Regions from separate parts of the Homo sapiens genome. Here region 1 is linked to region 2. A link is a contact called in ENCODE Hi-C or POLR2A ChIA-PET data. All regions are on one chromosome and are shown on one strand. Each heading gives the region's core, a stretch centred on a gene start or an enhancer-like site at or near the end of the contact. The rest is flanking DNA. Distances are from core to core; before and after follow the strand shown.

Region 1 (2,953 bases), core at 48-2,547, 120 kb after region 2:
ATTTTTTTGTAATTGTAAATGTTTTTTAAGTGAGGGAAAAACTCAAAGGTAAAATTTATGCTTACTGTGTCTAGCTCTATTTATGCTGCCTAACGAGCTCTTCAATGTTCTCAGAGATATGCAATTTGCAAAAGGAAACAACAACAGAGCAAAAACCATACGGATGTCTCTCTACTTGGGCTCTCATGTTGCCACCCTTCTACTGAACCTTACATTTTGCCCTGAAGTTAAGTCTTTTAACGGTCATAGCTTAACTCAATTGCTAATTAGCTCTTGTCTCCAAACTGTATTGTTTTCAACTAATCTGAAAGGTGAAGAAAAGTTGTTTCCATACATCTGTTCAGGTTGGTATTCCATGTAACAAACTACCCCAAAACTTAATGGCATAAGACAACCATTTTATTATGTTCCTGGATTCTGTGGGGCAAGAATTTGGACAGAATACAGTGGGGATACTTTGTCTCTGCTCCATTATATATGGGGTCACAACTTGGGGGTGACTTGACAGTGGGGAGTAACTTACTTGATGACTGAGAGCAAAACTCATTGGGAGGTGTATTCACTCCTGTGTCTGGTTGTTGATACTGGCTCTTGACTGACACCTCAGCTGGGGCTGTCTACAGAGTCATCTACTCATTACAATCATGTCACTATGGTTGGCTCAGATTCCCAGGGAGAGGTCAGAGACTCCCACCTCTCAATGGGAAGGGTGTCAAAGAATTTGCATGCATATTTTAAACCCCCCACAATATCCTTTTAACTCTGTTGTTACAATGAAGTGGTTTGATAAGTCTGGACCCCACTTTCTCTTTGTTTACTCAAGTAATCCGTAGGGGGAACATTTAAGTGTATCCACTAAATTGTCTAGGAACATGTCTGGTCAAGTTATAGCAGCTCAGATTATAAACTAATAAGAGTATTTATTTTATTAGTACTATTCCTTGTGAAAGCAGACTAGTTTTTTAAAAAATGACCATTCAACATAAAGGTATACATCATAAATAACTCATAGAATGAAATTTTCACCACCAATGAAATATTGTCCAAGGCGGACTCCATTATCTATTGCTGCACAGCAAATTACTCTATAATTTATGGCTTTGTGGATTTAAAACAACAAACATTTATTATCTCACAGCCTCTGTGGGTCAGGAATTTGTGAATAGTTTAACTCGGTGACTCTGCCTCGGGGTCTCTCCTGCAGTTTCAGTTAAGATATTGTCTAGGACTGTGTCATCTGAAGGCTTGACTGGGGCTGAAGGAGCTGTTTCCAGCATGGCTCACTCTCATGGCTGTTGGCAAGAGGCCCCAGGTCCTACCATGTGGACTTCTCCATAGGACTGCTTGAGTGTTCTCATGACATGACAACCAGCTTCTTCCAGAGTAAGAGATCCCAAAGAGAGCAAAGAGGAAGCCAGAGGTATCTTTTATGTCCTAGTCTTTGTAAGTGACATGCTATCACCCCTGCCATATTCTCTACATTAGAAAGTGAGTTACTAAGTCCCACTCACATTCCAGGCAAAAGACATCAAACTCCATCTCTTGAAGGGAGGCATAGCAAAGACTCTGTGATGATATAGTAAGACTACCACAGGGAGCTGAAAAAAGGCCTCTCTCACTCCATCTTGAAGGAATCTGCCTTAGGGCATCTGTCCTTATTGAGGAAATGAATGTGGGGAAACAAGTTGTTTCCATATGGAAAATTATACATCAATTTCCACTTTGTCATTCAGGTAGGAAACACACCTGGACTACTCTCTTCTATTCTGCTCCTATCTTCATAGGATAAGAACTATGATTCTTGCCAATAACAGCCTGGGGAATGCTTTGCATGTTTTATATTTACGTGCAACTGTGGTAATATCATGGAAGTATGGGTATTCCAGGGCCTATTCTAATGCCCTCATTGACACGAGGGTTCATTTGGTCAAGTCTCCTGGACAGGTTTGCTCTTTCTTGTATTCCATTCTATTGTGTATCTTTCAAAACTACAAACTTGAATGGTCAGGATGATAGATGGGGCTGTGCTTCAGGTCAAGGGAGATCATAAGATGCAGAAAAATTGCCATCTGCAAAAAGCAAAATGCAATGAAGTGAAATGCAATCCTGAGTGACTGTTTCTCATCTTTAGTGAGGCATTGAAGAAAAGATGCAATTACTCATTCATCTGAGAAAAGGAAACCTAGGGTGCACCCAGTTCAGAAACCTAAAAGAAGATCTGCTAGAATTTCTAACTTAGGAAATACCAGTCTTTAGGATGGGGTAGCTAGGTCACTGACAGGAAGGTGGGGGTCCCTCCCTTCAAAGAAAAATGGTAGGATTGTATCTGGTTCTGGATCTAATTCAACTTGACTACTTAGCAGTAAAGATAAATTGGACCCAAAGAGAAAACTGAAAATCACATTTTCCTGGCAAGTCCTTCAATGGGCTTAGTGTGTTTAGATTTATGAGGGAGTGAATGACCTTCTCTGCCACAGTTTTTTACATTTTCGTTTTTCCAGGACTGATTTTCCATCTGGCCTAACCAGAGTCTGAAGTTGCTGAATCAAACAGAGCCAATAGGTCGGACTTGAGCTGACTGGAGCATGCACAGAGCTGGGAAGCACAAGTATGTTCCTTTTGTAAAGGGCTATCAACCAGATGCCTCCTCCTCCCTCCTCCCAGCCTGCCTCAGATCATGGCCCTGAAAGAGAAGACATCCTGTTTTTCCAACTCAAGAGACACCACTGCAGGGGGAGCAGTAGCAGGCTTGGGGACGTTTTCCACTCAAGAAGCTGGCTATGGGAAGAGGTGGGATGACAGTATTAAATGCAAGGACATTGTCAGACAGACCTGGTTCCTATGCCAGATTCCCAGGTTGGTGGGGGGCGGGTGGGAAGGGTCAGGGAAGGCCAGGGTTTTCTACTCATCTCTAGCAACCCCAGAGAAAACGTGGAAGAGCAGTGCAAAGTTT
Region 2 (3,192 bases), core at 163-2,662:
TCAATGTCATTCTCTTTCACTAAGCAGAGCCTTCTAAAACAGACTGTCCAGGGACCACAGCTAACTAAAGCAAATTTTATCTGTGTTAGTAATTAAGGAAAATTCACCCAGAAACACAGATTGTGTCAACACAGATAGCAGACAGTTAAACAATGATCTATGGACCACAGACCATGTTATTGAGAAAAAGAGATCTCCGTTGCTTGGGATTAACTACATGGTGTGTAACATCAGGAATTCACTGGACATGTGTATCTTTCAATCAAAACATGGTCACAGCACATTTATTCATTGATTCAGAATTCAGAGGTCATAGTCTTGTCAAAGAGTTATTTCCCAAAACCTGTTCCATACAAGTTGCCTCTTTACGGGTTAGAATCTGGTAAAGAGACATCTTAATGATTGGGTTTGTTTCTCTCTTCTCCTTCCCTGACATTTCCATTCCCTACCCCAGCCCCAACATCCTACTAGTGGATTCCACAGATGGCTCTCACCTCTGCCTCTCGTTGTTTCTCGCTTTTCCACTGTTGCTCCCCCAGGGTCACAGGGTGGGCTAGAAGTGTCTTCAGATCCTCCTGCTTCTCTAAAGTAACAGCAGCTTCATACTCTCCATCTCTGAAATCCTCAGGAAGGAATTCCCCTGCCTCCCCATTGCCATTCTTCTTTCCAGTGACCTATGAGGGAAGAAGATGGCAGCGTCAGAAGCAGCAGCCTCGTCCTGGGTCATTCTTCACAGACAATGCCGCAGGAGGCTCTTGGTCCTTCTCCCCTGGGAACAGCCACCTTTGAGCAGTGCACTCTCAGATCTCAAGCTGCGATGCACACTGCTACAATTGTCCCAGAATTACCTTCAGATGCTTGTCCTACTCTCTTGGTTAAATCAAAGCTTGGGTTAGGTTGACAGATTAAATCTACTTTTAATCTGCTTAATCACATTTCTTTTAGGAAAATCAAAAACCTTCTCTGCTTAATTAAAACTCAACTTTAGGTACTTTTGATGAGTTTCGCCTTATTGTAAAGTTTCCGGGCTTACATTCTTTCAATAACACTTCTTCCCTAAGACATTTTGATAACTACACGTGATTCCACACTGTAGTAATAAAACCAAAGGAGAAGATATTAAATAGGAAATATGCAGAGAATTCATTACTGGTAGCTCCATTTTTTTTTTCCAATTTCACTTGTTTCATCACATCAACCTTTTTCCATATATGACATTTTCAGAGTTCCCTTGCATTACACCTGAAAGCAAAGGGCATTTCAATTTTCAAATAAAAACCAAGATGAACCAGTTTTCATTTTATAAAATTAATGCATCTTACATACCAGTTCCTCTACTTTCAGTACCATCATGTTGGCTGAAGGAGTCTTGTATGTTTTTCTGTCGTGGAAGGAATCCCTGGAGTTGGCCCTGCTGGGCCCCTCCACACCGGTCAGCTTATATAGCTGGGGCCGGGTGAGATAATCTTCCAACCTGGGAACCGAAGTAACACTCCCACCCCCATTAGGAGCCAACTCAGAGGCAGGTGAATTTTCATTCCAGACTCAGTGTCTGGGAAGCTGAAGAGGGAGGGGAGGACAAGCTAACCCTGCTGAATATGTGAATCAGGAAGAAATGTGAGAGGGCCATTCCTTTGGTGGTGATCACATCGCTCAGCAATGCAAGTCATCCTATTTGTCAAGAGTCAGGGGACAGCTGTCTGTTGACATTGCACCACATCACTGCCCTTTTTTTCTTTGTCAGCTTTCATATGACTACCTATCAAGAAAATGTAGATGCCCTACATATCACACCCCCAGTAATATCTTTCTGATAAGCAGACTTATCAACACTTCACTTAGGGGAAACTTGTCCCAGGACATCCTATTCCCTGGGTAAACAGCCTGAGGGGAAGGGATCTGGGCCCTAAAGGCACTTGTCTATATCTGTTTGGAATTCTTTGGAGTGATGTCTGGGGCTAAATAGGCCCCATGACATGCCACCTTACCATCATTATAAGAAATTGAAAGCATTCAGTAATGCACTTTTCTTTTATGATGTCACTGGCCATAATTAGCACATGACATGCTTACCGTGTTCTAAAACAGCATAATAATTGGAGCATTTTTACTTCAAAATGGATCAGAGTGGTCAAGAAATAGAGTAAATGAAACCAGCTATCAGCCGGGTGCAGTGGCTTACACCTGTAATCCCAACATTTTGGGAGGCAGAGACAGGAAGATTGCTTAGCTTAGGAGTTCAATACTAGCCTGGGCAACATGGCAAAATCCCATCTCTACCAAAAATACTATATATATATATGAAAAAAATGAGACCAGTTATTAGCAATGGCAGGACTCTGATTAGGTCATTGAGCTGAAGTTCTCAAATGCTGTGGGGAAAGGAATCACCTGTGGGAGCTTGTCAGAAATACAGATCCCTGGGCCCCACTCCAGGGAATTCTGAGTTGATTTATGGTAACTCGTAGGAATCATCTTGAATTTCAAAGCACCCAGATGATTCTGATGCATCAAGATTTGAGACACGTGGCTGGAGGGATAATGCACTTTGCTTCCGGAAGGGTTGAAAAAGGTCTCTATTTCTGGTTTCTAATCTTTGAGGTGTAAATTATGTAAAAATACTGGGGTCTTTTTATAGTTTCAGGAAAAACTGGGTTTTTTTCAGTAAAAGAAAGGAGAGAAGAATGGGAGAAGGGAATTGTGAATGGAGGGAAGTGTTAATTAGGAAGTTATGTTTGACCTTTGTGTGTCTATTTCTCCCCAAACTCACCCAATCAACAAATGTGGCTGCCATTCTCCTCTTCCCCCTTGAATGCTCAGTCAGTGGATGGTGTTTCTGAAACTTTGAGAAGACATCGACTCCCCACCCCAAGACAAAACATTGACAAAGAGGGACCCTCCCAGTACCTCCTGTATCATATGTTCCGGTCTCCTAATATTCTATCTTAAAAGGGGGTTAATTAAAGGAAATCTCCTGGGCTTTTCTTTGAGATGGACACAGCTATCACTATTTTCTTTTTAATTTTTTCCTTTTCTCTTTATTATTTATTTATTTTTAATATATGGAATGTTTCACAAATTTGTGTGTCATTCTTGCACAGAGTCCATGCTAATCTTCTTTGTATAGCTCCTATTTTAGTATATGTCCTGCTGAAGCAAACAGAGTCATTACTATTTTCATTGGTCTCTTCA

What was found. Hi-C counts contacts between places; a loop is a spot of excess contacts on that map. ChIA-PET counts read pairs that join two places held with the same protein, here RNA polymerase II (POLR2A). Pooled maps may share reads with other maps.
Region 1: a loop to region 2 is called in a map of aorta, with 2.7 times the contacts of the local background. The contact joins the promoter of LINC00502 here to the promoter of ANKRD1 in region 2. A Hi-C loop is called at or near these places in 7 of 168 maps with a recorded cell type or tissue (Caco-2, Calu3, IMR-90 and 4 more) and 15 of 50 pooled maps. POLR2A ChIA-PET finds 5 or more read pairs at or near these places in 5 of 52 experiments (AG04450, IMR-90, MCF 10A and 2 more).

The regions. Positions count from the first base shown.
Region 1 is chr10:91,044,511-91,047,463 of GRCh38, forward strand. It overlaps LINC00502 (long intergenic non-protein coding RNA 502), which reads left to right and starts at 1,298. Exons shown (of 4, transcript NR_047467.2): 1 at 1,298-1,420; 2 at 2,502-2,608.
Region 2 is chr10:90,919,675-90,922,866 of GRCh38, forward strand. ANKRD1 (ankyrin repeat domain 1) reads right to left here and starts at 1,413. Exons shown (of 9, transcript NM_014391.3): 1 at 1,327-1,413; 2 at 495-674. The coding sequence starts at 1,353. It also overlaps the pseudogene RNU6-740P.